3 separate regions of the Homo sapiens genome follow, and regions 1 and 3 are each linked to region 2. A link is a loop called in an ENCODE intact Hi-C map of the cell type or tissue named here. Cell type or tissue: endothelial cell of umbilical vein. All regions are shown on one strand. Links, peaks and the distances in the headings refer to the core of each region. The heading gives the core; the rest is flanking DNA.

Region 1 (11,238 bases), core at 1,687-9,686, 55 kb before region 2:
CTCTACACTACCCTGAGGCAACTCTACATTGGAACACTGAGGCTTACAGCCTGCAAGAGCATCAGAGCTGACCATACATTTAAACAGAAATGCTGGTTTATTTGCAAAATCACCAGTATATTTTCTATTGTGTCTATAAAAAATCAGTCATTTAAGTACAAGAATCATATTTTCCATTCCTTTTTAGAAATTTATTTTGTTGTCCCTATGGAAATCATTCACATCTGACAATTTATATGTTAAAGAGTTTTACTCTCTCTATTTTGGTCCAATTTGTATCTAGTGGCTGAGAAATTAAATAATTCTAAAGTATGAAGTTACCTATCTGAAAATGTACTTACAGAGTATCATTTTAAAATGGATGTCTCTTTAAAAATTTTGTTACTTTTACCAACAATGTAATATAATTTATGTATATTTTATTAATAATAGTGAATTCCTTAAAATTTGTTCTATGTACTTATATTTAATTTGATTTAATGGTTACTGCCCAGATATTGAGAATTGGTTCAAATATTGAGTGTGTTTCAATATATTATCTGGCTTATTTCAACATGAGTAATATGAGCAAAATAAGTTAAAACCTGCGTCTGATCAATTTTCCTCATGACTAGAACTAAAACAGTAAATTTGGACAATATTAAGCCTCAAATAATCATCTCCAAACTCCTTCTAACACTTTTTAAATCAGATTGGAAGACATGGACAAATCAGGTTCATGTGTTGCATCTTTATGTCCTTTGCCAATATCCAAGATCATCACATATGGTAGATATTCACATGGAGTTTCAAATTCAGAATAGATTACCATTACCTTCCTGCCCTTACACATCCTACTCCTTATTTAAAAGTTCTATTTGTGACTTTTCATTTCCTGAAAGTTTAAAAATACAATTTGAGAATGTTTATAATACATTCTCTCCTGTCTTTTCACGGTTACGTCTGTTATTGCTGAAATACACCACATTTTCTTTGTTCTGGTCAAGGTTAACTCAATATCTGTGTGAAAGAGAACTACTAACAACGTTACAATAGAGGCTAGATTTGAAAAAAAAAATCTATAGATCTAATTGATACAATTGTAGAACAAAATGTCAAAATAATGTTTTAAGTATAAGAGAAGATGGACCAAGGAGAGAGAGATCATTTGAAAATCTAATTGTAGCTTTTCTAGGCTCACATTCATGTACTACTTTTAGCACCCTTATGGGCTGTGCTCGCCCCCTGGACAGTTGAGCTTTGGATTATCTTCCTCTTCAATTTTCCCTCTATTGACCCGAGTGTCTCCCTCTGCTTCTACAGATTTATAGTACTCCTTGGCTCTTTTGAGTCTCCACTTTTACTCACTGTCTCTGGGATTTTTAAGATCCTTTTCTTCTCTTATAAATCATCCTCTTAATGAAAATTAGCCTAACAAAAGTTTGGAGACTGGAATCCTACTTTGAGCCACTGACTTGAAATAACTCTTTTGGCAAGTTGCCTGACATCCTGTCTTACCAAGGTGGCATATTTGCATTTTTACTGCTTAAAACATTTTTTTTTTTTTACCATCTTTATCCAAATTTATCATATTGATGGTAGGACTAACAGGCTTTTTAGAAGCTGGCTTTAACTTTGAGTCTCAAGCTACAATGCTGTTGGGCAGCCTGGTCTTCCCACGTGAGGGTTTAACTTTGTTTATTTGCCTCCAGTTATTCCAAAATGCTTATTAAATGAAAGTCCCAGGAACATGTTTATTTTAGTCACCTTTGCTTTTTAACAATTTTGTTTTGTAATCAATGAGTAATTCATGATGAATTATTTTTGACTAATGGATAGCCGAAGGCCAGGCTTTTAATTCTAATAGGTAATGTTCTTCTTTTGTCTTATTGAAACAATGAGAATACTCTGTGCATTTCAAATGCACTCCGATTATGCTGTGGTTTTATTCACATAAGCACAATATGTGTTTTATTTATAACTTCATAACAAACTTATAATATAATAATTTACCTTAGCAGACATGCAAAAGCTTATTCTTGTGTGACTTACTTTCTTTAAGCTAATAATATAAAAATAAATATGTATCTTAAAAATCTATAATAAAACATTAGAAATTAAAGATATGTGCTTTTTATTTTGCAGATGAGTTCATTTGCTTTTGTAGATGTGTTTTCAGAGCTAGGTACAGAGGAATGTTTGCTACCTTTAGCGGTGAAAAAAGAAAGAGAGTCAAGAATTTTGTTGGATTGTGTTTGTGTGTGCATATATTTGATATCATCATTATATTTGTAATCTTTGGACTTGTAATCATAGCCTGTTTATTCTACTGTGCCATTAAATATACTTTACCTTATACATAACGAATAAAATACCTAGAAGTAGATTTATTTACACACTGTCTTATGAAATTCTTATGTTTATGTCAGCACAGAACAAGCACACATTTAGAGCATTCATCTGAAAATTATATGGAAATTGAACATGGGTCAAATAAAGATGATAAAGACCTTTTTTAAAAAATTAAGTATCATAAACAATAATCAAGAACTTTCATGCATGAAAGATAACTAGAATTGACTTGTCAGATAAAGATGATAAAAATTGACACTTGGGACTACTAGAGGGGGACAAGTGTTGAAAAACTAACTCTTGGGTATTATGCTCAGCACCTAGGTGATAGGATCATTCATATCCCAAACCTCAGCATCACGCAGTATGCCCAGGCAAGAACCCAGCACATTTACCCCCTGAATCTAAAATAAATGTTGAAAAGGAAGAAAAAAAGAAAGAATTGACTTGTCAGAAAAATTATATGAAACGTGGAAATAGCCAGAAGAGAGTTTTGTGTGTTTTTTCAGTGCAATGCTGGGATTAATTTTCTATTACATAGGCTACTTAACAATGCAGGAGGGGAGAGACTTGTAGACTTTTGTTCCATAGAGATACAAATAATTTCCTTCTGGTGGAAGAGATAACCTTAATAATTGGGCATTAACCAGTTTTAAATCTAGTCCAACAATCTTATCCTAATATTGCCTATAAACATTTAGCTTTTGAAATACTCTTTTAAATGGTTTTTACCATCTCACCGGTTCCATCATTAATTGATTATTTGAATAAAATCTTTATATTCATTTAACATTTTCATACGAATCAGTTTTTTATCTTTTGAAAATTTTGCTTTAATAAACATTTGACCACAGAGCCATATAATTTTATTTCCTTGAGAGTCATGATTTTACATTTTGGAAAATTTTACTTTAATAAACTTTCAAAATACAACTTATACAATTTTTTTTTTTTTTGAGACGAAGTCTTGCTCTGTCACCCAGGCTGGAGTGCATGGCAAGATCTCAGCTCATTGCAGCCTCTGCCTTCTGGGTTCAAGGGATTTTCCTGCCTCAGCCTCCTGAGTAGCTGGGATTATAGGCGCCTGCCACCATACCCTGCTAGTTTTTGTATTTTTAGCAGAGATGGGGTTTCACCATGTTGGCCAGGCTGGTCTGGTACTCCTGACCTCAGGTGATCTGCCTGCCTTGGCCTCCCAAAGTGCTGGAATTACAGGCATGAGCCACAGCACTTGGCTAACACAATTTTATAATAAAATGGGACCATGAAGTCAGCATCTTGTCCAACAACTTCATCCTCCCGATGGAGAAACTGAGGCTTAGTGAGGCAAAGTGACTTGCCCCAGTCTATACAAACTGTTGACCTAGAATCTTCAATGTTGAAATTGACTTAGAAAGTTGGAAAGCCAAGATATTCTCAGAGATTTATTATCTACCAAGATAAAATAAGAAATCTCAACTTTATAAACCTTGAAGGTTTTACAGGCATATTCATATGTAGTAATAATTTTAGGGCACTGTTTTATGAACATTTGGAGAGCAGAATAAACAAGAAAGCTACTTATATTATGAAACTTTTGATGATTACATTGCACAGTTGATCGAGAATTTACTATGTGTTATGCTCTGTTAAACAATGCAGATACATGAATTAATAAGTAAATTTTTAACATGTTAACCATCAATCAAGACCTGTAATTGGGCTTTAAGTTATATCTTCAGTAGCAAAAACGTAGGAAAACAATTCTTTTGAGAAGTGTCCAGAAATGAACTCTTATTAGACTAGAGAGGGGATTTGGTACTCACAGTAAGAGTTTGCCTATCTATAGTTTATTGTCAATGATTGCTGCTTGAAATGATAGTTCAGAGTCACATTGTGGCTAAATGATCTAATCACCTCAATATGTTCTGCAGACATCATCATGTTCCAGTGTCGTGTTACAATAATAGATTAACACTGTTTTGCAACCTAATGAATATACTGATTTATCAGAAATGCATTAATTTATGTTCTGTGTTGTACCAGTGGTATTTAGCCTTTTATGAGATCTGGATCTCTTTGAGAAGCTGATTAAAAGTTCAGCTGTCCATACAGTTCTGTATATAGTTTCATGGGGCTCTCAGATCTGCAGATACCCATTTATGGAGCTCTTCCCTCCCAGGTCTGTGGTCTCCCAGCTTAAGAAAGCTTGCTTTCCAGTGTATTTAAGAAGATGGGAAATTATATTATTTGCATTCAGAAGATCTTCACCTAATATATTTTAAAAGCCTTGTTTTTATGCAAAGGTGAAAACTTAGGTTTTGGTAAAGAATATTTAATGAGATACTTTATTCAACCAATGAAAGTTGAGAGACAGTTTACTTTACCAATTCTTAAACATTTTCAGCCCATACCATCAATTCCAAATTCACTACCATTTACTTAATCAACTACAGAAACAAACCTTCGAGTTTATTTTCACTTCAACCTTTAATTTATTAAAAATTACCAGTTACCTGTTTTATTTGCTGTGAAATACAAAAGATCTCAGATAGTCCCTTTTAAAATTGTGTTTTGCACAGAAACAAAAAACCAAACACTGCATGTTCTCACTCATAAGTGGGAGTTGAACAATGAGAACACATGGACACAGGGAGGGGAACATCACACACCGGGGTCTGTTGGGGGGTGGTCTGTTGGGGGGTGGTCTGGAGCTAGGGGAGGGATAGCATTAGGAGAAATACCTAATGTAGATGACGGGTTGATGGGTGCAGCAAACCACCATGGCACGTGTATACCTATGTAACAAACCTGCACGTTCTGCACATGTATCCCAGAACTTAAAGTATAATAAAAAAATTGTGTTTTGGAGTATGGGAGAAATATAGTCAATGTTGAATGATTTACTGCCAGTGGTTTTCTGGGCATCACCATAATGCTCCTGCTTTTTATTAAACAATTTCCTAAACAAATGAATGAATTTTTCCTAAAGGAATTATTTCCTTGACATTTATGCAAAGAACTGTAACCATTTCTTACTGTTATTTTGGCCTGTTAGAGGAGTTTGAAGTGTCTATGCTCCTGTCATCTTTTGCCCCACTTCCAATTTACACACAGCTGTCTTATGTCAAAATATGACATCTTCACCGATTTTTAAGCTCTGTAGTCCTCCGGGATAGGGCTTTGCTGTAAGAAAGGTCTGACTAAGAAGGGTTGCTGGCAGACTGTTTTGCAACCTAAAAATGCACATGGTAAGCCAATGAAGTCACAGGATTCCTTTCTTAAAACGGCATTGCATGTGGTTAAATTTGTTCAACATTTTTTTTCATCTTAGAAAGGTACCATTTTATCCTCATGACTCCAAAGTGTATTTAGTTTGTTGATAAAAATATGCACAGTCATGTGTATATTAAGAAATCTGTGTCTTCTTTTAAGAAAGTTATCTGTATTTTGTAAGAGTACTTGTCAAGATTTCTAAAGCTTTTGAGACAAAGAGCTAACAAATAAAAAAAAAACTCTTGTCAGTGGCTTTAATCATTGCTGCAGAATAGCCAGCTGTGCTATATTTCGAAAGGCAAACTGGACTGCAGAGAGTGGGACAAGTCACTGAATAAGACTGAAACAGCTGCGATTCTGCAAGAAGTGCCGACAGTTTCTTTAGCTTCAGGACACCAGACGCTATTTGGTTTATAAAGTACCCTATGTTATTGGCTCTGCTTCTGTTTAGAAGAACAAGATATTTTGTTCTGTACACTCATTTCAGGCTCTCAAGAGTATTAAAAAACCCCATCATTCTCAGCAAACTAACACAAGAACAGAAAACCAAACACCACATGTTCTCACTCATAAGTGGGAGTTGAACAATGAGAACACATGGACACAGGGAGGGGAACATCACACACCAGGGCCTGTGGAGGGGTTGGGGCTAGGGGAGGGATAGCATTAGGAGAAATACCTAATGTAGATGACGGGTTGATGGGTGCAGCAAACCCATGGCACGTGTATAACAAACCTGCACGTTCTGCACATGTATCCCACAACTTAAAGTATAATAAAAAGGAAAGAAAAGAAAAAAGAAACAACTATGATCCAGATATTCCCTCTAACTTTCTGAGAATACATTATTATTAAACTTGCAAGATTCAGTTCTTTTGAAAGAGAATGAGCAAATAATCTGTAGCTCCTCCTAGGAGGGAGTCAATTTTCTTCTCTTTTAATCAGGTAACAAATGACAGTTATGACTTTCCCAGGAGTTTTGGTGGCTATTATGGCAATGCTATTTGCTGTTCTTATTGAGTATTGCTGTTAGTATTCCTTTGTTGCTTGTGATACCAAAAGTTTTATCTCAGACAGAAAGAATATGTTATGTTTAGAGAGGAGGGATGTGGCAGCATCCAGAGAAGCAAATTCCTAATTAAGGACAAATTTCTAATTAAAACCTGACTTTAGCCTGGGTTTTCTTTTTATTTATTTTATTATACTTTAAGTTTTAGGGTACATGTGCACAACGTGCAGGTTAGTTACATATGTATACATGCGCCATGTTGTTGTGCTGCACCCAGTAACTCGTCATTTAGCATTAGGTATATCTCCAAATGCCATCCCTCCCCACTCCCCCTGCCCCACAACAGGCCCCAGTGTGTGATGTTCCCCTTCCTGTGTCCATGTGTTCTCATTGTTCAATTCCCACCTATGAGTGAGAACATGTGGTGTTTGGTTTTTTGACCTTGCGATAGTTTGCTGAGAATGATGGTTTCCAGCTTCATCCATGTCCCTACAAAGGACGTGAACTCATCATTTTTTATGGCTGCATAGTATTCCATGGTATATATTGCCACATTTTCTTAATCCAGTCTATCATTGTTGGACATTTGACTTGGTTCCAAGTCTTTGCTATTGTGAATAGTGCTGCAATAAACATACGTGTGCATGTGTCTTTATAGCAGCATGATTTATAATCCTTTCAGTATATACCCAGTAATGGGATGGCTGGGTCAAATGGTATTTCTACTTCTAGATCCCTGAGGAATCGCCATACTGACTTCCACAAGGGTTGAACTAGTTTACAGTACCACCAACAGTGTAAAAATGTTCCTATTTCTCCACATCCTCTCCAGCACCTGTTGTTTCCTGACTTTTTAATGATCGCCATTCTAACTGCTGTGAGATGGTATCTCATTGTGGTTTTGATTTGCGTTTCTCTGATGGCCAGTGATGATGAGCATTTTTTCATGTGTCTTTTGGCTGCATAAATTGATAGACCGCTAGCAAGACTAATAAAGAAGAAAAGAGAGAAGAATCAAATAGATGCAATAAAAATGATAAAGGGGATATCACCACCGATCCCACAGAAATACAAACTACCATCAGAGAATACTATAAACACCTCTACGCAAATAAACTAGAAAATCTAGAAGAAATGGATAAATTCCTCGACACATACACCCCCCCAAGACTAAACCAGGAAGAAGTTGAATCTCTGAATAGACCAATAACAGGCTCTGAAATTGAGGCAATAATTAATAGCTTACCAACCAAAAAAAGTCCAGGACCAGATGGATTCACAGCCGAATTCTACCAGAGGTACAAAGAGGAGCTGGTACCATTCCTTCTGATACTATTTCAATCAATAGAAAAAGAGGGAATCCTCCCTAACTCATTTTATGAGGTCAGCATCATCCTGATACCAAAGCCTGGCAGAGACACACACACACATAAAAGAGAATTTTAGACCAATATCCCTGATGAACATCGATGCAAAAATCCTCAATAAAATACTGGCAAACCAAATCCAGCAGCACATCAAAAAACTTATCCACCATGATCAAGTGGGCTTAATCCCTGGGATGCAAGCCTGGTTCAACATATGCAAATCAATCAACGTAATCCAGCATATAAACAGAATCAATGACAAAAACCACATGATTATCTCCATAGATGCAGAAAAGGCCTTTGACAAAATTCAACAACCCTTCATGCTAAAAACTCTCAATAAATTAGGTATTGATGGGACGTATCTCAAAATAATAAGAGCTATCTGTGACAAACCCACAGCCAATATCATACTGAATGGGCAAAAACTGGAAGCATTCCCTTTGAAAACTGGTACAAGACAGGGATGCCCTCTCTCACCACTCCTATTCAACATAGTGTTGGAAGTTCTGGCTAGCCTGGGTTTTCTAAATCCCAGAACTGGGGACCTTTTGAGTCAGATAATTCTTTGTCACGGGTAGCTGACCTGTGGATTGCAAGATGTTCAGTAGCATCCCTGGACTCTACCCATTAGATGCCAGTAGCAGCCCCTATAGGTGTGACAGCAAAGAATTCTCTAGACATTGCACAATGTCTCTGGGAGGCACAATCATTTCCCAGTTGAGAACCACTGCTTTAGCCCATTGATAGTCCTTTATAAAGGGTAACACTTTCACCATTTTTTGGTTTTCTCACATTTCATTTATGAAGATTTTCTCTGTCAAATTCCTTGTATTGTAATTTATGGCCACATTGTATGACATTGGTAATAGCCCTAGGAGGTCTGATGGTTTGGAACAAAGGATGCTTGAGCAAAGCCACATGAGAGTCAGAAGGAAGAAGCATCTTGAGCTCTGAAATAAAATGTAGAGGTGAAGAATAAATCTGGGAGCATATAATAAATTAAGTATCAGGGTGAAAATTTTAAAATGGGTTGTTGTTGCAGATAAGAGTGCTTGCAAATCTGTGTTTTCCATCCTGTGTCCCAGGACTCAGTATCTGTATTCTTTAAGAAGATAACCTGGACTGTAAAGAAGCTGATTCCCCTCAGGAACCTTGTGGGAGCCTCCTCTGAAAGAGGAACAAAGAAATGGAAAGTAGGTTTTTCCCTACCAGCAATAGAGGAGAAAGAATAGCAAAATGCACTAGAGTGGAATTGTTTTAGCCATGATATAGTCAGCCACCATGGAGCAGTGCAGTCACAGTGTCAGTCAGGGTAGGTTAAGTAAAGCTATGGTAACAAAATGCCATTAAATCTCAGTGGCTTAAAACACAAAGGGAGATTTCTCATAGCACATGTCCATCACAGATTGGCAGGAGAGTTTTACTCTTTGTAGAATTTTATTCTATTTTATTAAAATGGTAGCCTTTTTTCTTTTTATTGATGCATAATACTTTTCCATATTGATGTACATGTGATATTTTGATACATACATACAATGTAATGTATTTGTAATGAATAAATCAGGGTTATTAAGATATCCATGACCTCAAACATTTCTTCTTCACCTAAACAATTTATTTCAGAGCCCAAGATATTTCTTCCTCCTGAGCTTCACGTGGCTTTCTCAAAGCTCCCTTTTCCCAGAAACCCGGGCTGATGGAACAGCCTGAATGCTTCCATCTCTGTGCCTGAGCGGGACAAAGTTCTGAAGGGCCTTTCACTTCCACACACAACTCACTGGACAAAAGTAGCCGGAAAAGGAAAGACACTAGAAATATCTGGTGAATAATGTTAACTGCAGTGTATGGTGAAAGCTACACGTGGCACCTCTCATTATATCTGAGACAGCACAACTTAAACTTATTATTGTTTTTCCAATAACCTTTTACTTTTGGGAACCTTCCACCCCAGTCCACCCTAATCTCACGTCTGCCCTGGATTCCAGGCCATAGTGAATAGGTCCTGTGATGTACATATGACTTAAGCTGGGCAAATCACAATCTTCTTTTTCAGCTCTGTTTCATGTCATAATTCATTGGTTCAAAATTGAACACCTGACCTAAGTGGGCCAATCTGAATACTTCCCTCAGAATTTTATTTTATTATAATGGTGAAATTTTTTCTTTTTAAAAATTGATACATAATAATTGTGCATATTTATGAGGTATGTATGATATTTTGATATATACACACAATGTGTAATGATCAAATCAGAGTTATTAAGATATGCATGGCTGGAAACATTTATCATTCCTTTGTGTTGGAAACATTTTAAATCTTCTCTCTAGCTATTTTGAAATATGTAATAAATTAAAAGTGTATTGATAAATATAGTCACCTTACCCTGCTATCAAACATTAGAACTTACACCTTCTATCTAACTGTATGTTTGTACTCATTAGCCAACCTCTCTTCATCCCTCCCATTCCCCACCCCCGCCATATACTTCCCAGTGCTCTGGTAATCATTATTCTACTCTCTACCTCCATGAAATAACTTTTAAGTCCTGCATATGGTGAGAACATGTGATATTGTCTTTCTGTGCCTGGCTTATTTCACTTAACATTATAACCTATAAGTCCCTTAGAATATTAGAACTGAAAATGAGGAAAAGAAACCAGGACCAAAGACTAAAGTAATAATGTATAATCTTCCAGTGATTTTAGCCATGATTTCTTCTATGTGAGCTGGAGAAACTTAATTGTAGGTAGAGAAAGAGAGAAGAAATATGGAAACAGATACCCAAGGAAGATCTGATGTGAAAGGAATCTTGTGGCTTTTGATTTCTTTGTTAGTTGCTTTAAAGTTTCCTCCTAGTTCTTGGTTTCTGTGAAATGACTGAGTATCCTTTTATAATTCACCTTTTAGCTAATGCTTAATCTAAATGGATCATTCTTCTGATACTTACAATGAACAGAAAATCTATAATTTATTTCTAAAGAAATTTCTTTGTTTATTCATCAATTTTAGAAAGTATATCATTATTCTTCCTATGACAGATTAAAAAGTTTGTGCTCTTAGATTTTTCCCCTACTTCCTCCATTCACAAATTAACTTTTAAAAAATTTACCATCATTCTTACATTGTTACTATCCTTAATATTTACCTTCTGTTTCCTACTCTGTCACAGGTGCATTAGTTCTATATTTGAATGGATTTCATGCCCACCATCAATTACAACTTCTTCCTTCCTGATGTTTTTATTTTATTTCATTCATTTCATTTTTGACTGG
Region 2 (11,238 bases), core at 1,130-9,129:
AATAGTACCAGTATCTATTGTTCCTTTCTTCATGTCCATGTGTACTCCATGTTTAGCTCCCATTTATAAGTGAGAACATGTAGTATTTGTTTTTGTGTTCCTGCACTAATTTGCTTAGAGTAATGCTCTCCAGCTCCATCCATATTACTGCAAAGGACATGACCTTATTATGTGTTTATGGCTGCATCACATTGCTTATTTTTCTTAAAAGGTTTTTAATATCTGTAATGACTAGGATATGTATTTAGAATTTTATCCAAGAATATGGTGGCTTCCTAATGTTTTTGGTAATAGTATTCTAATTGCAATGCTGTAAAATTAACTTTAGAGAATAAGCACATGAATAATTTAATATTTAAATAGGAATTTAGAAATTTTTTTCCCATAGATCTCCAGTAATATAGACTACAAACTCAATGAAATTTTGTGTTAAATATGGCTTCATTAAATTAATAATTATTTAATGATTTTGGGAAAAGAGTGTAGGTAACAAATTAATACTTTGCTGTCTTAGAAAATGCTTAATTTTTTTAAGGATAAAATTACATAATTTTTAGATTTCAATAGAATAATTTTTATTCAATGAGTATATTGATTATAAGTGAATCTTACACATTTAAAGCAACTTCGATGGTTATTATTTAACAGTACTTTTCCAATTTTATCAAGATAATACATGTACTAAAATAACAGAATTGTATTTTCTGAATGTTCTCTAATTTAGATATTTTTTAAGTTGTACTGAGATATAATTTCACACACCATGTAATTCACCCATTTAAAGTGCACAACTCAATAGCTTTTAGTAGAGTCATAGACTTGTGTAACCATCACTGCAATCAACCAATTTTAGAACTTTTTTGTCACCCCCAAATAAAACCATGTGCAGTACCCATTAGTGGTTGCTCACTATCATCCCCTGCTCTCAGCTACAGACCTAGGAAATCTTTAATTTACTTTTTATCTGTACAAATTGCCTGTTTTAGAACTTTTACGTGGCTAGAATCATACACTATATAGTCTTCTGTGGCTGGTGTCTTTCACGCAGCATAGTGTTTTCATGGTTACCCGTATTTTAGCATGGATCAATATTTCTTTTCTTTTTACCGGTGAATAGTGTTCCATTGTGTGTATATACCACATTTTATCTACCCATTCAACAATAGACATTTAAGTTATTACTACTTTTTTGGCTAATGTGAATAATTCTCCTATGAAAATTCCTATACAAGTTTTTGTGTGGATATGTTTTCATTTCTCATGGGTATATACCTAACAGTGTAATTGATGGGTCATATGGTAACTCAGTGTTTAACCTTCTGAGAAGCTTCTAAACTGTTTTCCAAAGTGGCTGCACCATTTGACATTCCTACCAACAATGTATGAGTTTCCCAGTGTCTTCACATCCTTGGAAATCCTTGTCATGGTGTGTCTTTTTGATTATAATCATCCAAATGGGGACAAGTGAGTGGTCTCACTGTGGTTTTGATTTGTATTTCCCGGATAGCGAATTAGGTGAACATCTCCATGTGTTTATTGGCAATTGATGTATCTCCTTTGGAGGAAGATCTACTCAGACTTTTTATCTATTTTTTAAATTGGGTAATTTTTCATTTTATTATTGAGTTATAGACTTTTTTAGATGAATGAGGGTAGTCTCCCTAAAACAATTTTTAAAAATTGATGAGTTTTAACTGACACAAAAAAATGATTTCCACTTTTGATGTAGAGTTTGTTCTAATATATAACACTGGTTTTATGTAATACTATCAATTATAACTTATACTTGAATCCAAAATAAGTTATTATAGCAAAACATGATTTCATTAAGCAATACTTTAAAAATAATGCTATCTTCTCTTTCAAAGACATGTACAGAATATTTTAGAAAGCAAAAACTGCTTAGTGGTTAACAAATTATAGGACTTTTACAAAGAAGACTTTGGCATTTAGACAGTGACAATGTTACTTGAGTAAAAGTAATTTTTTTAAATGATGCTAAATTTTTCATAGTTTACCTTAGTAATTTTCCCTTGAATATTCGTGTAGGAAGATTAACAATGTTGTCAACACCAGCTACAGTTCTGAATCCTAAAAACTTGAAGTTGGCTGGATGTCATTACAGAAAATAAAAATATTTTCTGTGAAAGAACAGTATTCTAAGATACTGATCCCACAGTTCCTTGGAAATACATCTTCAGTTTTTAACATGGAAGCTTTTGTAGATTGACAAGGTAAATTACAATATATGTGAAAATGCTAAGAACATGGTTTAGAAGAAAGCAGGATTGTCAATATATTTTTTGAGACTATTCATCAAAAGTCTCCAAGAACAATACAAATTATTTGTTAAAAAAATTGTGTTCTTCACATGGACACAGAGAGGGGAATATCACACACCGGGGCCTGTCGAGGGGTTGGGGGCTAGGGGAGGGATAGCAATAGGAGAAATACCTAATGTAGATGACAGGTTGATGGGTGCAGCAAACCACCATGGCACGTGTACACCTGTGTAACAAATTGGCACATTCTGCATATGTGTCCCAGAACTTAAAGTATAATAAAAAAATGTTCTTGGCATTTTCTCATTTATACATATCCTTTTCACTCTAAAAATACTATATTTCAAAATTTTAATTACTACAGATTATCTTCTTTTTATTTAAACAAATCATGATTAATGTGTAAAATGTTTCTTATAATCATTAAGTTTCCTGAGAAGATAAATCTGTCTGATGATTCATAGAACCACAAACACTTAAGTATATAGTATTAAGTATAATAAGTACTAATACATGGGTATTGAATAAATGAATTAAATATAAAATGTCTTAATTTTTTTCTGAGGTAACCTCTCTAGATATGGCACAGGATCTCAGGACCTGTAAGAGTAACTGGTGAAAAGGGAAATAAAACGCTGATCTGTTGATTTTCCTGGGAGACCTGCAGTTATTGGGATGTGTTCTGTAAGCTTCTGTCATCTAAACCCTAAGATCCTGTGAATCCCAATAAGACCGAGTGTCCATCACATTCTTGTCCCATGGGCACTTCTCAGCTGCGTTTGTGTTCAGTCCTTTTCAGGTTCTCCCAGGAAAAGAAAAGGACAAGGAAATACAAAGCTCACACTTTGATCTAATCTCCATTTTATTCCTTGTGTATAACTAATTGTATTAGTTTCTGAATTATTCATTCTTTTATATTATTTACTCAACAATTTACAAAACAAATGCTGATTACCATTGGAAAGATTGTATAAATTATCTATTCTGTACATCACTCCTGATACTGAATTCTTTTTTTTTTCTTAGCAAATGCCATATTTTCACTTCAGCAAACCTGTGTAACAATGACCATGCCGGCCAGTGCTGAGAAATTATAAAAAATTAAAAGCATTTGACTGGCAACCAGTCAATTATTTCAACAATTTTCTTTTACTTGTAAGAATGCAAGCAATCTTAGGCATGAGTTACTATTTTTAGAGTCCTAGTTATAATATGCTTCTTTCAATTCTAGGCTCAATTAAGAAATTAAAATTATATAGAAAGGAACAAGTATAACAACAGAGCTTACTTCACCTCAGTCATGAACAAATAACATTTTTCCCCTCATGATATAGATATGCTGTGGATGAGAAAACTAAATTTCCTCTGCATTAAAAAGAAGATTGAGAAAGTAAAATATGGAAGGGATTTTTTTTTGGAAGAAAGGACCTTAGAGATGTAATCTAGTGATTACTCAACTGCTTTTATTCTGCAGATGAGGAAATTTAAACTCAGAAACATTCATTTCATACATGAGAAACCAGACTATAAATCTGAAAACAGCTTACAGTAACAATTAACTATCTGCAACATATCCACCAAAAAGAAAATATGCAAAAAATAACCACTTGCTAGACAAATGCCACAAACCTGTGGTCAAAAGATAAAGAACTTTACTCAAGCACTGCCAATCTTTCTTGTTCCAGAATTACTACCAAACTCACAGGGGTTCAAGTTCATCAGTGATTAGAAATAGAGATTAGAGGCCGGGTACGGTGGCTCACACCTGTAATCCCAGCACTTTGGGAGGCTGAGGCAGGCGGATCACCTGAGGTCAGGAGCTCAAGAACAGCCTGGCCAACATGATGAAACCCTGTCTCTACTAAAGAAAAAAAATACCAAAAATTAGCCGGGCGTAGTGGCGGGCGCCTGTAATCCCAGCTACTCAGGACAATGAGACAGGAGAATCGCTTGAACCCGGAAGGCAGAGGTTGCAGTGAGCTGAGATCGTGCCTTTGCACTCCAGCCTGGGCAACAAGAGTGAAACTCCCTCTCAAAAAACAAAAACAAACAAACAAACAAAAAATAGAAATAGAGATTAGAAATTAGAATTGAGGATAAAGGCTTCTAGTTTGTCCTCAGCAGCAAGTGATAGATGTTCTGCAAAGGAAAATAAAATGGTTTTTTACCCTTGATTGACCAGTTTTTGACGCCATGCCAAATTGGCTTTATTTTATTCTGTCTCAGTCATTCACACATATATATACAGTTATTATTTTCATCGAAACCATTTGAGAGTAGATCACGTATACCATGTTCCTTTACCTATTAATAGTTTAGTATATATTTCCTAAGAACAAGGATATTCTCTTACATAACCACCATACAGTTAGCAAATTAAGGAAAGCTCGCACTTTGATCTCATCTCCATTTTATTCCTTGCACATAACTAATCATATTAGTTTCTGATTTATTCTTTCTTGATTGTTTTTGAAAACATAAGCAGATAGATATATTGTCTTATTTCCCTAAATAGTATTGTTTTGTACAATAAGTCCATTAAAAAACCCTGCAAAGCCAAATGATGTAAAAATATTTTTGTACATTTTGAAATATTTTTGTACTTTCCTATATGTTCTGGCCTTCCTTCTTTCCCAACTGTTTCAAACCTCTTAGCACAAACCAAACCTAACTTTCCAAGGAAATGGTGTTTTAAGCAATAAGGAATCTGTGAGAGCTTCCAAACCAGGAATTAATATGATCAAATCTGAGATTTAGAAAGCAGACTGTGGCAGTGTATGAAAGAGGCAATAAAACAGGAGACAGTTATGAAGTTATGGTAGTTTTTCAGGTAAGAGATGCTGAAAGTCTGAATTAGGGTCATAGTAGGAGGAGTAGAAAGTGGAAAAAGATGACCATCATCTGAATTTGGAGAATGAAGAAGAGGAAGAAAGTGAAGATGCTAGAAAGACATTGCTATCATTATCTGAACTAGGAAACGGAAGGTATATATTAGGGAGAAATATTAATGGTTTGGTTGTAAATCTATTGAGTTTCAGGTATTGGTGTCATATCTATGTAGAAAGGTTTAGGGCACAATGTAATAACATAAAGCAATACAGAGAAAAAACAGGGTGCTGTACAGACTGGATGCTGAGGAAATAGTTTGCTTGATAGTTTCGTTTGCATTATTTTCACGCAGAACCATCTTCTCCTCTTTGGACCTGCACAGCTAAGACTGCAGTGAACAAAGGAAGATGCTCCTTCAGGGTTAAACCAGTAGATGAGGCTGATGCATAGTGGTCTTGGTTATATATTCTACACGGTTGCACAGAACTACTTAAAAATCTAGTCTTTATGAAAGTAACGATATACCAAATGTATTTTGTAATAATGCATGTGGTGTCTGTAAAGAACTCTGAATATTGGGTGTTTTTTTAAAAAAATGTTCTCCCTGTAAGTTCTGAATGACATCTGAGGATATAATATGTGGGTATGAATATAGTTCAATATCCAGTTCCCACCCCTGTTCCTGGAGAAACACACACACACACACACACACACACAAAATGGTTTTCTGGGGAGACGTCAAACCTTTGTTGTTGTTAACATTTTTTCCATGGACAATAGATTTTATTTTTTCCTACATATAGTTTCCTGTTATGCCAGGAGAGAGGAAATGTTTTCTCTTGTTTCTAGCAAACAGACATGCATGGACAATGGGAAACTATGTTCAGAAGAGAGGAGGGAAACTTGCTCCCTGGCAGAGAGGACAGCTTTTATAAGAATCCTCAGTACCCCAATTTTGATACCCCTTTCTTCTCTACAGCCAATTTTTAGTAACATGATTGCAGTGTTCATGTCTGATCAATACCTACAATGGCTGGCCGTGAATACCTAAGAAGAATCACAGCACCGGATGTGGCAGAAGGAAGAAGATATTGAATTAGAAATAGTGATGATAATCTCCCTTTTCAGGCACATTGATGAAGATAAAGCACATTCCTATGAGAGCCCTGGTATCTTCCCTTTGGCCAGTAGGAGGAGTGGAATTGGTAGAACCTGAGACCCAGGAAGGCCTGTGCCCATCTGGCCATCCTGGCACCAGTTCAGATCTCTTGCCTTCAACACCTCTTTGCCATTTTTCTCTCACCTTATAGTCCGATTTAGACTCTGTTGATGACAAGCTGTGATGCACCAGCATAGTTCATTATGATTATAGTATTTATTTTCATTCTTATACTAATGTAACCATTATTTCACCACAATGTCTCTCCATTATCTTTCTGCTCATCTAAGAAGGGTTTATTATTTTCTGGACTCACAGGAGAAACAGAAGCTTTATATGTAGCAAGACAAAACATCTTAACTGTGACATGGGAACCTTGATTATATCCCTTCAGTTATTTTTATCATACATTTACTCTTCATGATATAATATTTTAATAACAGAACTGAAATTCTGTAGAATATTTGCTCTAACCATATGGTGTTCTTTATGAAATCTTCACAATAGATCAGAAAATAAATTGTTAAATGAAAAAATAAATTTATTCACCCACCACTTATAACTGATGTATATCGGAAAGGAGAGGAAGATTAATGCATAAGAATAAAATATAAAACAAACAATGTCAGAATATCAGATGGGTGCTTTTGCTCCCATGAATCAAGGGCATCTCAGTCACAGATGGCACACTGCTGATAAGATTTGGAGTTTTGAAATAATTTTGCTCTTGTAGGGGCCAAGGGAAAAACTTCCCCTTCACCCTCTGAAAGGTGACTGGAAAATATCAACTCAAAAAAGGTAAATTAATAAGAGAAATGGCATACAACTTATTAGCATGCACAAAGGAGGGTCATAGAGTAATTAGCCACCACACAATGGGGGTACAGATGGTTATATACCCTTCTAGTTAAGGGACATGGAGATGCGGATGTATGGATTATTTTAGGGGGTTAGTAAATTATTTTTAGGGGAATTCAATGGACTTGAACAACATACAGTGGCCAAGGATAGTCTGTTGGGCTTTCAGAGCAGACAATGGTTTGTGACAAAAGTCTGTCCAGATTTATTGACAGATTTCCGGTTTTTTTCCTCCAATAAGTTCAGTTAATACAAACTCAGGGAAGGGACCAGAGGTAACTGTTTTCGCCTTTGGTAGGTCCAGACTTTAGGCAGATCACGGAATTTCAGAGAACAACTTCTCCCTGTGCTTTGGGAGAGAGACTGGAGGTGGGGGTCATCAGAGAGACCCTGAAGCTTCTTTAGTTACGATGTCAAAGCACCAGATTTTGGGGTATTGGTGTCTGAGCCTAACACTCCTCACAAGATCTGTCAATAGATTAATCAAGTAGATAAACCTATCAAGTAGATTAGAGTAGGCAAACTACCATATACCAGTAGGCCAATGTAGCCTGCCTCCTGTTTTTCCAAATAAAATTTCACTGGAATCCAACCATGTCTATTCATCTACCGGTTGTCTGTGGCTCCTTCAGCACTGCAGTGGCAGAGTTGAGCGGTCGTGACAAAGACCAAGTGGCCTACAAAACCTGAAATATTTAATATCTGGCCCTTTACAGAGAAAACTTGCTGATATTTGAAATTGATTACACAGGCCAGGTGCAGTGGCTCACGCCTGTAATCCCAACACTTTGGGAGGCCCAGGCGGGCAGATCACCTGAGGTCAGGAGTTCGAGACCAGCCTGGCCAACATGGTGAAACCCCATATCTACTAAAAATAAAAAAATTAGCTGGGTGTGGTGGCATGCACCTGTAGTCCCAGCTACTCAGGAGGCTGAGGCAGGAGAATCGCTTGAACCCAGGAGGTGGAGGTTGCAGTGAGCCGAGATCGCACCACCGCACTCCAGCCTGGATGACAGAGTGAGACTGTCTCAAAAAAAAAGAGAAAAAAAAGAAATTGATTACACAGTTACAAATCAAACAATACAATAGCTCACGTCATTTTCTGTCTATGTGGAAGAAAATGCAATATGATTTATTCCAGGTTGTCTGTTTTGTTTTAATTTTTATTGCTTTTATTATGTGAAAATTAGAAATAACATTGGGTTTCCAACTTATCTTCTTAAACATATTTCCTTTTGAAAATATTACCAAAGTTAATGGTATTGAGCTTCTCTCCAAATTTTGTAAATAGCATAACAATCTCATTATAATCTAGGTATTATCTGTGTTAGCAATTGCCATTTCAATTATTAAGCAAAGAAATATGCTGATATCTTTGTTAACATACTAAGGGTTAAAAAACTTTATTTTTTAAGCTAAATTTTAGTTTATCTTTCTAATCATTTTAATAATCTGATAACCAAATCTAGGAAAGTATAAATCTCCTTTAGGATTGATCTCAATTTTTCTTTTCTTATTCTTGTACACTTCTTTAAGAGTAAAATAGGGTAATCACTTATTTTGATGATGGTATGATCAAAATAAGTCAACGTCCAAATCCTGAGTAAAGGCAATCTTTGATGGCTCCACTAATTATAGATTCTGCTCTAGAAATACTGACTAACATGAAGTTTTTGTAAGCTAGTCCCAAGATAGAAATGGCCCCTACCAGTGAAGTGAGTTGAATAGAGAGACTTAAGAAAGAAATTTTCTCCAATTTAATGACTTGGAGCTTTTTGAGTGCAAGTTGATGGAAATCTGAGAGTGTTACAGAGAGCAATGAGTAATGACATATCAGGGACAATTTAAGTGAATGGCTTTTGAGATTAAAGTGAATATCTGCATGAAAGTACTTCAGGGAGAGACAGTAATTGGAATTGGTTCTCACATTGGTAAGCTTCCCTGCACATCTGCACCTCAATGCATTTGGTATTGACATGGGGAATTGTTTGAGCCCCTTAGCATCTAGAGATCCTTGGCTATTTAAAATTGAAAATGCTGGTGTATATCTTAAAATGAATGATTACTATCCTACTAATTATTTTGAATTCTAAATGAAATTGTGACTCATGATAGGCGAAGTTTTCTTTGAAGAATTGTAATATAGTAAATACTATAAAACGTAGAGTTGCAGGCATAGATAAAGATGGGCTGTATTTGAACACACAATAAATTTGAAATAAAGCATGGGCATTTTCTATACTTTTTAAGTATTTATATTTTTTAGTCCTGCCAGTAACTTAGCCTAGAATAAACTCATTGCTGATTTCAAGTAGACAATTATTTTATTGGTGTAAGTTTTCTTTAACAACACATTTTATTTATGTGTTTGATTGGTTGGGCAAGCAAAGCACAAAATTTAAAAGAAACAATATGCAGTACAATGTTAATCTTGCCTCCCACTGCTGTCTGACAGATATCTAGTTATCTTTCCTGGAAGTAATCACTGTTACCATTTTCTTCTCTGTCCTCTCAGAGTCAGACTGTGCTATGCAAGCATTTTCTCATATGTTCTATTTAATAATGCAAATAGTACCATGTTCTTCACACAGTTCAGGGCTTTGATATTTTACCTTAATAATATACATTTGAGATTCTTATCTATCCAGCACTTCATTATTTTTAATACCTCACAATATTTTATTGTATGAATATACCATAATTGTTTTCAACTTTTTGTGCATCTGTGTGTTTGTGTGAGTGGTGTGTATGAGTGTGTGTTGGGGGGGTCAAATACAGAGGCTGTATTACGCAGGTCATGTCACACTATCCTATTGGGCTGAGTCACCTTTATTGCTGTATTTTATTTGCCTTTTCCTTCATCCTTGATCCCTAAATCCATTTTTTCCTCACTCTTCCTCCACCATAAGTATCACTTTAACATGTGTCATATTTTTTCTGGGATATGTATGTGTTGTTGTAAACTGTAAAATATTGTTTTGTGAGTGTGTCTTTAAAATTATATTAATAGCATTATGTTATTGCTCTAGTCCACACTTCATGGTCCCTGCTTCTGAATTGCTCCATGATACATGTCTATTAGTTTTAAATAATGTGTTTATTTCAGTAGTTTATCTATTAAGTAGTTAAAAAGCATGTCTATTAATTTTTCTAAATTTATTTCCCAGAAATATACACATAGGATGCTTCCAGGTTTCATGATCAAAATAATGCTGTAATGAACATATTAATACATACTCTTCTATGGATCTGTGCATGATGTTTCTATATCCAAGTGTAGCATTGCTGGTCATTCTCATAATTATTATGTATTGCAAATTGTTCCACATATCTGCTATATCAGGCTGTACTTTCACCTGAAACGGTTTCTATTTTTTCCTATCCTTGCCAAAACTTGGCATCATATAGCTTCGTAATTATTTTAATTTGCTAGATATACAATAATAAATAATTCTTTTATATATGACATTTCCCTTCCTATTCACATATTTTGTACATTGTTTTAACTTGAAATACAAATGATTTCCAAATTTGAAAAATATTCATGTCCTAGATAACACTGCCTTGTATTTTTTCTTGCAATATTCTCCCTTAATATTTCTCTCAAATCTTCTTTGTAAAGCAAATATCTTCAATTCTTAGATACTCATATCTATTAATATTTCACTTTATGCTGAATACTTTTGTATGTTTTATATTTTTTATTAACTTTAGTGTATTACATTTCACATTTTTATATGCTTTGCATGCCAAGTTTCATTTGCGCAAAGTGCAAGATGAGAATTTAAATTTATCTTTCTCTATAAATTTGCAGTTTTCTTAACAACATTGTTAAACAATCACTGTTCTGCTCACTGCTCTGTGGCTCCTCTATAACCATACAAGCTATCTGGCTGGGTCAGTTTTTAATATTCTCTTTTTTCCATTTACTAATTTTATTGTTTGTATTTGGAGCACAGTTTTTATTTTATGTCTATGCTGTGTGTCTTACTATTGAGCTACATGATTATATTTTCTCTTTTACTAATATCAGTAGGATGTGGATGTTATTTATACATGTCTTTTTCCTTATTATTTATCAGTCTGTCTAGAGGTTATCAATTGTAAAAA
Region 3 (11,238 bases), core at 1,826-9,825, 96 kb before region 2:
GGTTCTCAGTATCTCTACCCATCCACCTATTTCTAGTCTTTTTCTCACTGTGTCTTTCTTCCCTGATTTCCACGGAAGCGTGTAGCTTTCTTCTAGGGCACTGCTATTCTGTTGGTCAGAGTTTGACTTTATTTGAGCCTTGCAGCCCACCCAGGGAGGCAACAGATCTTACCTAGTTACCCAGCATCTTTTTCAGCTTGCTCTATATCATTATATTATATAATACATATTTGTATTATAATCATTTATTTAATCATCTGTTCCTTCCCACTACTCTCTAGGTCAGTGAAGGCAAAGATACTTCCTGTTTTCTTTAGAATTGCATTTCTGGATCTTAGCAGAGAGTCTGGCCCATAGTAGATGCTCAATAAATATTTTGAATGAATGAAGGAATGCGTTCATTGCTTGTTCCTTGGACTCTAAACAGTAAAACTATACTGGAAGCCACCAGCTTCTAATACTTAGGACGTGTAATAACATTTTTAGTCTTAAGTCCAGGCTGGGCTTTCTCCTGGAGGATCTCATAAGGAATTCATTGTGGAGGTAATAAAAAATGTTTTTGGTAGCCTCCTTACAATGCAAATGAAAGGTTTACAGGGCTTATTCTTGTGAGAACTATCAGTGTGGTGTGTTGGCATCACACTCTAGTGTAATTCGATAATGAGTTTTCTGCAGGAGGAACAATAGGATTTAATTTAGGTATATATTTCTCTGATGACCTGGCTTGGTCTGGGAGTAGATCTTTTAATATTTGAGAGAGTGAGAAGCCAGCAAAGCCTGTAAGTAATCTACCCTAAATGTTGTTTCTGTTCTGACTTTTGATTAATGTTTATAAAAATAAATTTATATCTGGCACCAAGAAAGTGGTTAGTCTGTGTTGCAAGTTGAATTTAGATATTTAAGTTGTCTTAGTTAATTTTTCTGAGAATCCTATGCAGTAGACTTTTTAAACCTCATTTTAGAGATGAAAGAAAGGCAAGAAGACTGCTCAAGGTCATGTGATGAGTTAGTTGTCCAGCAAAAATTTTTGTCTTCTAACTTCCAGTCTTTTCTCTTTTCATAAATCTGCGTCCCTCAACAAATCCTTTAGGGGGCCCTAAGGTACATCGTCTTTCTCTATCACCACAGCCTACTAGAAAGTTTAGTTATAAATAACTAAATATATAAATATAATGAAACAGATGACTTATACACTGATGCACAGATATAGCCATGGGAACCTCCTTTTTTTCCTCAAGGAGACAAAAAAACCTTAACCATGGCTAAGAGTTATTGAGTTTTCCTAGATATATATACCAGGTACCATTCTAAGTACTGTGCTTGCATTATTTCATTAAATCCTCATACAAATTCTACCAGCTGCACCCAGATGTCATTATGCCTGGGGACTCTTACAAACATTTAACAAATATGGAAGTTGAGGCCCAAAGTAATTATGAAATGGATATGTGATGTGAAAAGGGAGGTGTAAGAAGGAATCAAATGCTGTGATTTGAATGATCTGCCTGCCCCAGCCTTTCAGATAAAGCTCTCTGTTGATTTAATCAAATGACAAAGAGTTCCAATTATAAAGCTCATCTTTAGGTTTTTTCTAAATTGGCAGGACTGGTGTGGGTGATCCAATCAGCTAGCTCAGTTTAATCTGGGACAAGATCTTGATTGTGTGACTTGATGAGTTCTAGATGATTCTTCTTAAATACAAAAAGATGTGTGAAATTAGTGGACTTACTGGTATTGTACTTTATAACAGACTATTTTCTGACAGGTTATGCTCCAAGATATCCTAGAAAATGAGAAGGGTGCACTTGAGGAAGGGCAAGATAGTAATTAATTAGGCAGAGCCAGCAGTGTGCCACAATATAAGATCCAGCAGTTACCACTGGAGCAGATTTTCGTCCTGTATGTTTCTGTGTAGGAAGTCTTAAAATGAATTAAAATATAGCATCAAAGGGCCTTAAAATGTTTGTGTGCAATAATGAAGTATTTTTCAATTGTGACAAAGAATCTAGTGTGATGTATCACATAGTATACACACTGTATTTGATGTGTGTTGTCTATTATACATACCTAACAATTTTACATAGCAGATATTACTCTTATTTTAAATAGGGGAATCCTGAGGCTCAGTGAGCTTATAAAATGTGCCCTACGTCACCTACCTAGAGAGCAATGAAATTGGAATTTGTGCCCAATTCTGTCTCTGACACTGAAGTTTCCTCACGTTGCTTCTGTTAACCCACACTACCTCACAAATATAACTTACTACAATTATGGGATAATGTCAAAAATGTGCAAATTTTAGCATGATGGTTTCTGATTTTACCACTATGCCAACATTTCTATTTAATTTCTTTTTTCTATTCAATAATCTAACATTGACAATATTTTTACTCAAGTGCAGTATTGATGTATCATTATGAACACTGCTACAAGTTTTTTTAATGCAAACCAAGGTGCCAGTGCTTACCAGATTTTCTTGTTTACCATAAACAATCACATGTGTATCAATGTGATGAACATATTTGTTTTCTGCCAAATTGTCCTTGCAAGAGTCTCAAATTATTATAAAAGTCACCAGATACTGTGTGGTCCTGATACATTTCGATAATTTAAAAAGTGAAAATATCCTAAAGTATTTATCTAGCATTAGACAAAGCAGACTATGTCCATGTAAAAATCAAGAAAATAAAAAAAGAGAAAACCAAGCACCGTTCTGTGATCTTTGATTTAGCAGCTTTGCCAGAGCTTCCCCTGTAGTCTGCACAGTAGTGTGAATGAATCTCGAGGGACACCATTTTGGTAGCATTTAAGCATTGTACTATTTTTCATGCCCAGCATGGAAGATGTATTATGTATGCTTTATTTTTAGGATGCTGTTTTATTGCCACAAAGCTGTCAGACTGAATTAAGGTAGCCTAGTTCCAAGAATTCTGTATGTCAATGCTGCTTAGTTGACAAACTGCAGGCACCCCACACACTTCCATTTAAATTCATTGTAGATCCCAAGTTGCTCACTGTTTTCCAACTTGTATTGCCTCTTCGTATTATAAAGTAGGAGAAATATATGGTATGTTTTTCACTCTCTTTTCAAGCCTATGTGAGCAGCACTGTGAGTTCTGGGTGAAAGTGCAGTTGCCGAGGCAGGGGGATGTCAGCTTTGCATTTTATATTGTTTCAGGCTTTCAGGTAAGGACACAGTCGTTTTGCAGGGAGTGTTGAGAATAACACAGATGTCCTCACAACTTGCGAACATACTGGCTTCCAAATCCTAGAAATCTTTGACATATAGGCAAACTTTCTGAAAATATTTATTTAGGAGTGTGTAATCATGTTTTATTTTTTAAAAAGTTGGATTGAAAGTATGTTGTGTTCTTCCTCAGAAAAGCCCTAAGGCTATTTCTTTATGAATCAAATTGAGCTGGTCAGCTTAATACATTCATTCATCAGTGAACAAAAGTTTACTGAGCCTCGGCTCTAAGCAGCGCTGTGCTCCAGTGTCCTCTTATTTGCTCACTACATAACTTCATAGGCAAACGGGGAACCGGGCAACCTTCTCTGCTGTGCTTCTGTAATTTGTCCTTGGTCCCACACTCTGCTGGGATAAAAGGGGTGATTAATGGTTACCACAGTACCCACAGCATAAAAGATGCATGTGCCTTAACTCCATGCAATCTATCGTCTTCTATAGGATCACATTTATCTTTTCTTCCTTTAACATGTATTTATTGAGCATCTACTATGTGCTAGCCACTATTCTAGTCACTGGGGCTGCATCAGTGAACAAAACGGTCAGGAATCTCTGCTCTCGTGGCACTGACACTAGAGGGCCATGTGTGAGTTCAGTGTTCTGGAGGAAATCTTCCAGTCACCGATGTGAGGATTCACTAAGAACCTTCCCAAGCTCAAGGAGGTGGGCTCTTCAGTGGGAGTGAATCTGCTGCTGTCTCTGAGTTGATGTAAGGACCACACAGGTGCAGGAGTGCTAGATAGCTCTTTTTACCTAAGTTAAAAAAGAATTGTTACAGTTCCAATGTGTTTGTAATCAATTCAATTCAGTAGCATTTTTATGTGTGAGGCACTGCCCCGGATACTAGGGAAAAGTGGTACAGTTTGTAATTTAAATAGCTTTGTGTTTGGGGGTGTGGACGGGCAATGTAGACTCCTTGCAGGTGAATTCTGATTCTGCCACTTGCTAGCTAGGTGACCTGGGATAAGTTACTTAATATTTTTGTGCTTTATATTTTATTAGCATAATAGGGATAATGACAATAAAAACAATGATGATAACATTACTTACCTTAGAGTTGTCATGAGAATGAAATGAGTTAATATGTATAAAATATAACATTGCTTAACGCATACTAACACTCTTTTTTTTTTTTTTTCTGAGACAGAGTCTTGCTCTGTCGTCCAGGCTGGAGTGCAGTGCTGTGATCTCAGCTCACTGCAACCTCTGCCTCCTGGGTTCGAGCAATTCTCTTGCCTCAGCCTCCTGAGTAACTGGGATTACAGGTGCCTGTCACCACGCCCGGCTAATCTTTGCATTTTTAGTAGAGACAGGGTTTCACCATGTTGGCTAGGCTGGTCTCAAACTCCTGACCTCGTGATCCACCTGCCTTGGTTTCCCAAAGTGCTGGGATTACAGGCGTGAGCCACTGTGCCCAGCTAACACTCTTGAGTGCTACCTTTTTCATACCATTTCTAAGCTGATGTAGCTCTTTATGATATGCTTCTTTAGATTTTCTTAGTTGGTTTATCCAGATTGATGTTTACTTGAGTAGAATAAATGGGCACCTAAAATTTTCATTTAAAGAAGGACCTTGGAGCTTATAGTGGATAATAACGAGATCTCTTATTTGTGGAGTGCTAGGCAGTTTGCATCCATTATCTTATTAAATGTCACAACAGTCCCCTACATCAGATAATCTTGTACACATTTCCTGAGGGGAAACTGAGGATGAAAGAATAATATATGTTCCCTGAAAGCCTACAGGTAGCGTGCAGTAGGGCTGGGATACAGACATGGGTCAAGAGGACTCAGCCTCATTCCTCAAAGCTGTGCCTTACTGCCTCCCGCTATCCCTTCACATCATGTGTGAGCGTCCAATGACTGTAGCATGGGGCTTTCCCAGTTAATCATCCATCCAGATTGCAACCACTTTTCCCATTGCCTTGTCGCCTGATCCCTGAATGTAGCCATGATGCCTAACTGTTCCCCTTTTCATGATAGTGATCTGGGGTCAGAAGGAGAGAGGCAGTAGTGTTTCCACCACCCCTATTTTCATCGTCCCAGTATATAAGAGATACATGGGAGTGGATAGTTGAGCACAAGCTGGACAGAATGAGGGCATCAAAACCTCTGCACATCCCTGTCTCTATGTCTCAAGTGTTTCTCTAATCCTTCCCAATTCGTATTGAGTGAAGACAGTGAAATTACACCTTACTAGGATGTCATGCCAGGCAAATTTTTATTCTGGGTCCATGGACCATTCCTTAGACTCTAAGAGCTATCCATGAACATTGGGGGATTCTGAAAAAATGCACTCAGAATTTTTGAGTGCTTGCTTTGTTCTAGACACTGCATCAAAAGTTGGAGATCCAGAGGACTAAGAAGTAGTCTCTGTTCTTCAGAGCTCTCAGCTTGGAAGACAGGAGACAGTGAAGCAAACCTACCTTACAAAAAATGTGTGATAAAAACCTCAATGGAGATATTTTTAGGAGGCCCTGTAGGCACAGAGAGGGAGAATTTAACCTAGAATGTGTATGTAGGGGGTTGAGTGGGAAATTATAAATACTTTTGGAAGAAGTAATGCCAGAACTGGTTCTTAAAAGTCACTGTGGGTGGTGTGAGAGATGGGATGGGTGCAGAAAGTATAGAGAGAATAGACTATGAAAAACGTGTGAAAGCAGAGTGTGTTCAGGAAATTGCAAATAGTTCGGAAAAACAACAGATTAGGGTTTAGGGGCACGATGTGAGTTAAGCTGTGGTAAGTGGAGAGTGAGTGTGTTTTATGTCCTGCAAGGAGCCTGGACTTTATCTTGCAGAAAATAGGGAGTCGCTGAAGGGTTTGAAGAAAGGGAGTGATGTCATGGGCTTTGCACTGTAAGAAGTAAGAAGATCACTGAGGTCAGGAATTCGTGGCTCCTTTAACTGGATTAACAAAGGCTAAATCGCCCAGGACTGAGTCACCCTGATGTGACCAAGATTTCATCTGCAAAATGTGATTGTAGAGTCTGGCACAGTGACCACATCATCACCACCCTCTGAAGTCAAATTTGATTCCTGTTTTTTAAAGTGGAATATTGAGACAGGAAGAGTCTTGGAGTTTCCATTTATACAGCAGAAGTTCAGGGCAGACCTAGAAAGCAGAAGTTCCTGCCCATTTGTCAGAACAAAGAAGAATGCCTTGTTTTCAGAGGAGAACTGGCGATTTAAGTTGTTTAGGTAGTTGGTGATGAATGAAGTCACAAGACATTCTCCTTTCCTGCTTCCTTGACTTCACACTTAGCTAACTCCTGAGGAAGTATGGAGATTATTTTAACTCAGTTAGGCCTAGAGAAAACAAACTATGAAGTGAAAAACAGTTAGATAAATAAATATATGAAACATATTTGGAATCACGCAGAGACCTGTTTCTTTTTTATTATTTAATTTAATTTTAAGTTGAAAAATAATATTTGTATATGTTTATGGGCACAATGTGATTATTTGATATATGTTTACAATGTGGAATTATTAAATTAGGCTAATTTAAAAATCCATCACCTTACTTATTTTTTTAAATTTAAATTTTAACTAATTTATTTTTTAGGCTTCTTCAAATCATAGGATGATTTTTTTTGGGTGAAACATTGTAAATATATTCTTTTAGTAATTTTGATATATACGTTATATTATTATTATAGTCACCATTCTGTGCAATAGATCACTAAAGCTTATCCCTCCTGTCTAACCGAAACTTTGTACCTGTTGATCAACACTTTTCCCATCTAACCCCCTCTCCCAGCCTCTGGTAGCCACCATTCTACTCTCTACTTTTGAGCTCAACTTTTTTAGATTCCACATATAAGAGAGGTCATGCAGTATTTGTCTTTCTGTGCCTGTATTATTTTGCTTAAAATAGTGTCATCCAGTTTCATCCATGTTGTCACAAATGACAGGATTTCTCCCTTTTTAAAGGGTGAATAATAGTACTCCATTATGTTTACGTAACAAAACACATTTTTCTTATCCATTTTCTGATGATGGACACCTAGGTTGCTTCCATATCTTAGCTATTATAAGTAGTGCTGCAGTGAACATGGGAGTGCAGACATCTCTTCGGCATACTGATTTCAATTCCTTTGGATAGATACCCAGAATTAGGATTACTGGATAGTATGGTAATTCTATTTTTAGTTTCCTGAGAAACTTTCATACTGTTTCCCATCATGGCTGTATTAATGCATATTCCAACCAGCAGTGCTAAGGGTTCCCTTTTCTCCAAACCCTCACCAACACTTGTAATCTTTTTGTCTTTTTGATCATAGCCCTTCTAACAGGGGTGAAGTCATATCTTATTGTGGTTTTAATTTGCTCCAGGACAAGTCCCTAGATTCAGGACTTGTTTGGCCATATAAAATCTATGCCTATGTAATCTACAGACTCCTACCTCCCCACCTACTGTTTTTAAAAATCATGAAAACCTTATGGAGGTTTATTTCTTTTCGCATTAAAGTTTTCCTTCAATGCGTTGTTGACAGTTGTGATGGGGCCCAACAGAATTTGTTTCCTATAACAAAGATGCCACTCAAGTTTGACTGGCTTTTGTTTTCTTCAATGGGTATTATAGAGTTGTTTTTAATGAAGGACTGGAGCTGGACTGTCACTTGCTTTTTATCTTGTTCACAAGGAGTCTTGGAACATGGCCCGTGCAAGAGAAAGAACTTTTGATTTCAGAGCTCAAGACTTTTCTTCTTATTTTTGCTCAGTGACAAATGCTCACAGACATTCATAGCTCCACCCAACATGCTTAGCATTCACCTATAATTCCACAAAACCGCTCAGCCAGTGCTCAAAGTGAAGGGCATTTAATAAATCTAGACAAAGAAGATTGTGTAAAGCACTCATTCTAAGTGAATTTTCATGTTCATCTTCTCAGAAGAATGTCTTCTTTGTGCTTTTGAATAAAAAACGACTTGGGAGAGCACCAAATTCAGCGGAAATATTCAGATTTCAGAAAAAAAGAAGCTTTCCTGGCAAGTCTCATTTTTTAGGACAGCTATATAACCTTTAATTCACATGAACACCCACATATCTTTTAAAACCCGCTTTCTCACCACTGTGACAGAATTTTATCTCTTCACTTGTTGAGATTTCTCTAGAGAGTCCAGTACTGCATCATTTTGACAAACCTGAATGTGGAGAGATGAATGCTTCTCATCTCTGAAACACTTCAGGGTAAGTTGCTTTAACCAGTTTCCTGTTTTCAGAGGCAATTTTTCTGTCATCTCTTCAAATCCATCCAGGTTCATTTAATTCTTTCAAAAGCCTTATATTAAAAGAGGTGGAATTCTCCTCAACAGTAGTACTCATTGCTCTGAGATCTGGAGTTATGCTGACTGCTATTATTACCTGCAAGGGCCACACACACGTATATGTAGCAAGAAGGCCTGTATGTGGAAAGGAACCACAGCCATCTGTGACTCAGTCTGTCTTACTGCTCACCATGCTTTCTTCTTGTTCTCTGGAAATCCCCTTTCCTGAGGTGCACTGATTTCTAGCAGGGCAGGAAAGAATGTCTTTATGCGATAGTTGGCATTCAAAATATTTTGCTGAGGGGAAATGGATGAATTGGGAGAAAAACATAGGCTATTAATTGAAAACCAATTATACTTATCAGCTGAACACTTTATTTGGCAGTTTGAGGACACCTTTTTAATGATTAGTATAGAAAATGTATCATTCCAAAAATTTGGTGATCTAAAATAGAGAAATGGTGACTGACATACAGCATACCCATAAACTAAATTAGGGGTTAATGTATAGCCTGTAGGCCAAAAATGGCCCACTGCCCATTTTTATTTTGTGAACTAAAAATAGTCTCTATAATTTTAAATGATTGACAAAAATCAAAAGATTAGTGATATTGCTATAACCCTTGAGACTCATATGAAATTTAAGTTTCACCATACACAATAAAATGTTAATGGAATAGTTACAACCACTTGTTTATATATTGTCCATGACTGCTTTTGGGCTACACTGGAGTTGAACGGTTGCATAGTTGAATAGTTGTGATATTTTAGGCCCTCAAAACCTAAAATATTTACTCTCTGCCTTTTATAAAATTTGCTGATCACTGGGCTAGATTATTGCATTACAATTAAAGTGGTACTATTTAAAAATAATTAAACAAAATATTTATAGTATAATATTTAGTGAAATAATTATGACAAACTCTACATACAAGATGATCCCAAATAGCTTTTTTTCTTTGCATAATTTTTGCCTCTTTCTCCTGGTAGAAATGTAAGCTCCATGAAAGCAAAAAACTTGACATTTATCTGTTTATATATGTAGCTGCAGGTTCTAGAACAGTGCTTAGTGCACAGTAAATGCTCAAGAAATGGTAAAGGTCAGTTGAAGCCTGATGAATTATGTGATTATGTGATGTATATATGTAATAATCATCAGAGCAAAACCTTTCTGGGGCATGTGTTTATGTTAGGCACCATGCTGTGAATTTTAGAGGCACGATCTCATTTCTTCCTGATAAGGTCAGTTTTGAATGTATGTTGTTGCTTCATTTTACAGGTGAGAAAAACAAGGTTTAAAAAGGTTACATAACTTCTCTAACGTTACAAAATGAAGACATAATGTGACCAGATTTTGTTGGATTCCAGAGTCTGAGCTCTAACCATAAGTTATACTCCTTAAAAAAAATTCTAGAAGCAGTTTACCTATTCAGATGAGAAAGAAAGGGATAGAAAAATAACTGGAAGTAAATATACAAATAACAACCAATTACTGGGAGATGAGGTTATAGGTGATTTTTATTTTCTTAGCTATACATTTTTATGTTTTTCTATATTTCATGAAATGAGTGGATTTACCTTTAATTAGTTTTACAATTAGAAACAAATGTTTCTAAAGGGAAGAAAAACAGCCCAGCAGGTTTCAATTGTTTATGTAGATCAATTTCCATATTTCTCCAAAGGCCTTATATGAATTGCTGAGGAAACTGCTGTCCTTCTGACCCGCGTGTTGATTTGTGTTGAAGTTCACTGTTAGGTTTCAACTCCCTTTGATTACTTTCTAGCCCTGAGCATGCAAAGTGCTGTTTGTGTGCATATAACTTTGGTTCAAAGACACTAATAGAAAGAGCTTCTTGGTGTTTGTTTTTAGACGCCTGAAGTACACACGTTTGGAGGCTGTGTGTGTGTTTTCTATTTGTATTTGGTTATACTGGCCCAGTGCTGTCTTCCACAGCATGATGGATTGCTTTTACCTGGAATTTATTCTTTTAAAATAAATTGGCATGGTACTTGGGATATACACATTTAAAATTATCTGATATCTAAGAAGATAATTAGGCCCCAGGAACCCCAAATCATTTACTAAGGTAAAAAGACATTGGAAGGAGAGAGAGAGTGCTACAAATGAAGCTTTTTTGTTATGGCTCACATTTCTTTCTCTACTCTTCTCTTAGTTTTGTATCAATGATTGTGGCATATTTTCCATAATCCAATAGACTTTCCACATGCCCTGGCCTACATTGCAAGGCTAAAGGGAGAAAGATTTTTCTTTGAACAGAACTAGAATGCAAGTGATTAGAATGATTTAAGTGAATGCTATTCAAACTATTAAGGTTAGTATAACACCAAACTCAGGAGTGGTTTGAGAGGGGGACTGTTTCCTGTGTTAAAGACCGGAGATAAGAATTCTACAAGATGGCAAGACAGTAAGGTGGCAAAATAAAAGTTTCTAATAGGCCATAAAGTTATATATTGAGAACATGTAAGTTTCTAATAGGCCATAAAGTTATATATTGAGAACATGTAAGGCTATTTAAGAGAGGTTTTAAAAATTCCTGTGACAAGTCTGAACATTCTGGTTGTAATTTCAGAGGCCTCTGTTGTTCAGACGTGTTAAGAATGAGTTAAGTGGGCTTTATTGGATCTTTGTAATTTAGTTGTTTTTATCAGGCACATCATTCTGATTTTTGAGTTATAAGCAAAGTTGCTCCACACCATCTC

What was found. A loop is a pair of places that touch in the nucleus more often than their neighbours do. Peaks named below come from ENCODE experiments on the same cell type or tissue, not always from the same donor. Only the 100,000 strongest peaks of a DNase experiment are listed, where the experiment ranks them.
Region 1: a loop joins it to region 2, with 3 times the contacts of the local background. A loop is called at or near these places in 6 of 110 quality-filtered maps.
Region 3: a loop joins it to region 2, with 6 times the contacts of the local background. A loop is called at or near these places in 3 of 110 quality-filtered maps.

Annotation. Positions count from the first base shown.
Region 1 is chr4:158,115,717-158,126,954 of GRCh38, reverse strand. GASK1B (golgi associated kinase 1B) reads left to right here. Exons shown (of 5, transcript NM_001128424.2): 5 at 1-2,481. Among named protein-coding and RNA genes, the nearest start is that of GASK1B-AS1, 49 kb to the left of the region's middle. In endothelial cell of umbilical vein, for the core only: no CTCF peak of the experiment used is centred there; no DNase peak of the experiment used is centred there.
Region 2 is chr4:158,060,457-158,071,694 of GRCh38, reverse strand. No RefSeq gene overlaps it. Among named protein-coding and RNA genes, the nearest start is that of GASK1B-AS1, 100 kb to the left of the region's middle. In endothelial cell of umbilical vein, for the core only: no CTCF peak of the experiment used is centred there; DNase peaks (open chromatin) are centred at 3,454 and 5,874; H3K27ac peaks cover 1,481 bases.
Region 3 is chr4:158,156,718-158,167,955 of GRCh38, reverse strand. The region is part of intron 2 of GASK1B (golgi associated kinase 1B); the gene reads left to right. Among named protein-coding and RNA genes, the nearest start is that of GASK1B-AS1, 8.4 kb to the left of the region's middle. In endothelial cell of umbilical vein, for the core only: no CTCF peak of the experiment used is centred there; DNase peaks (open chromatin) are centred at 3,785, 5,135, 6,145, 8,685 and 2 weaker places; H3K4me3 peaks cover 2,387 bases; H3K27ac peaks cover 6,556 bases.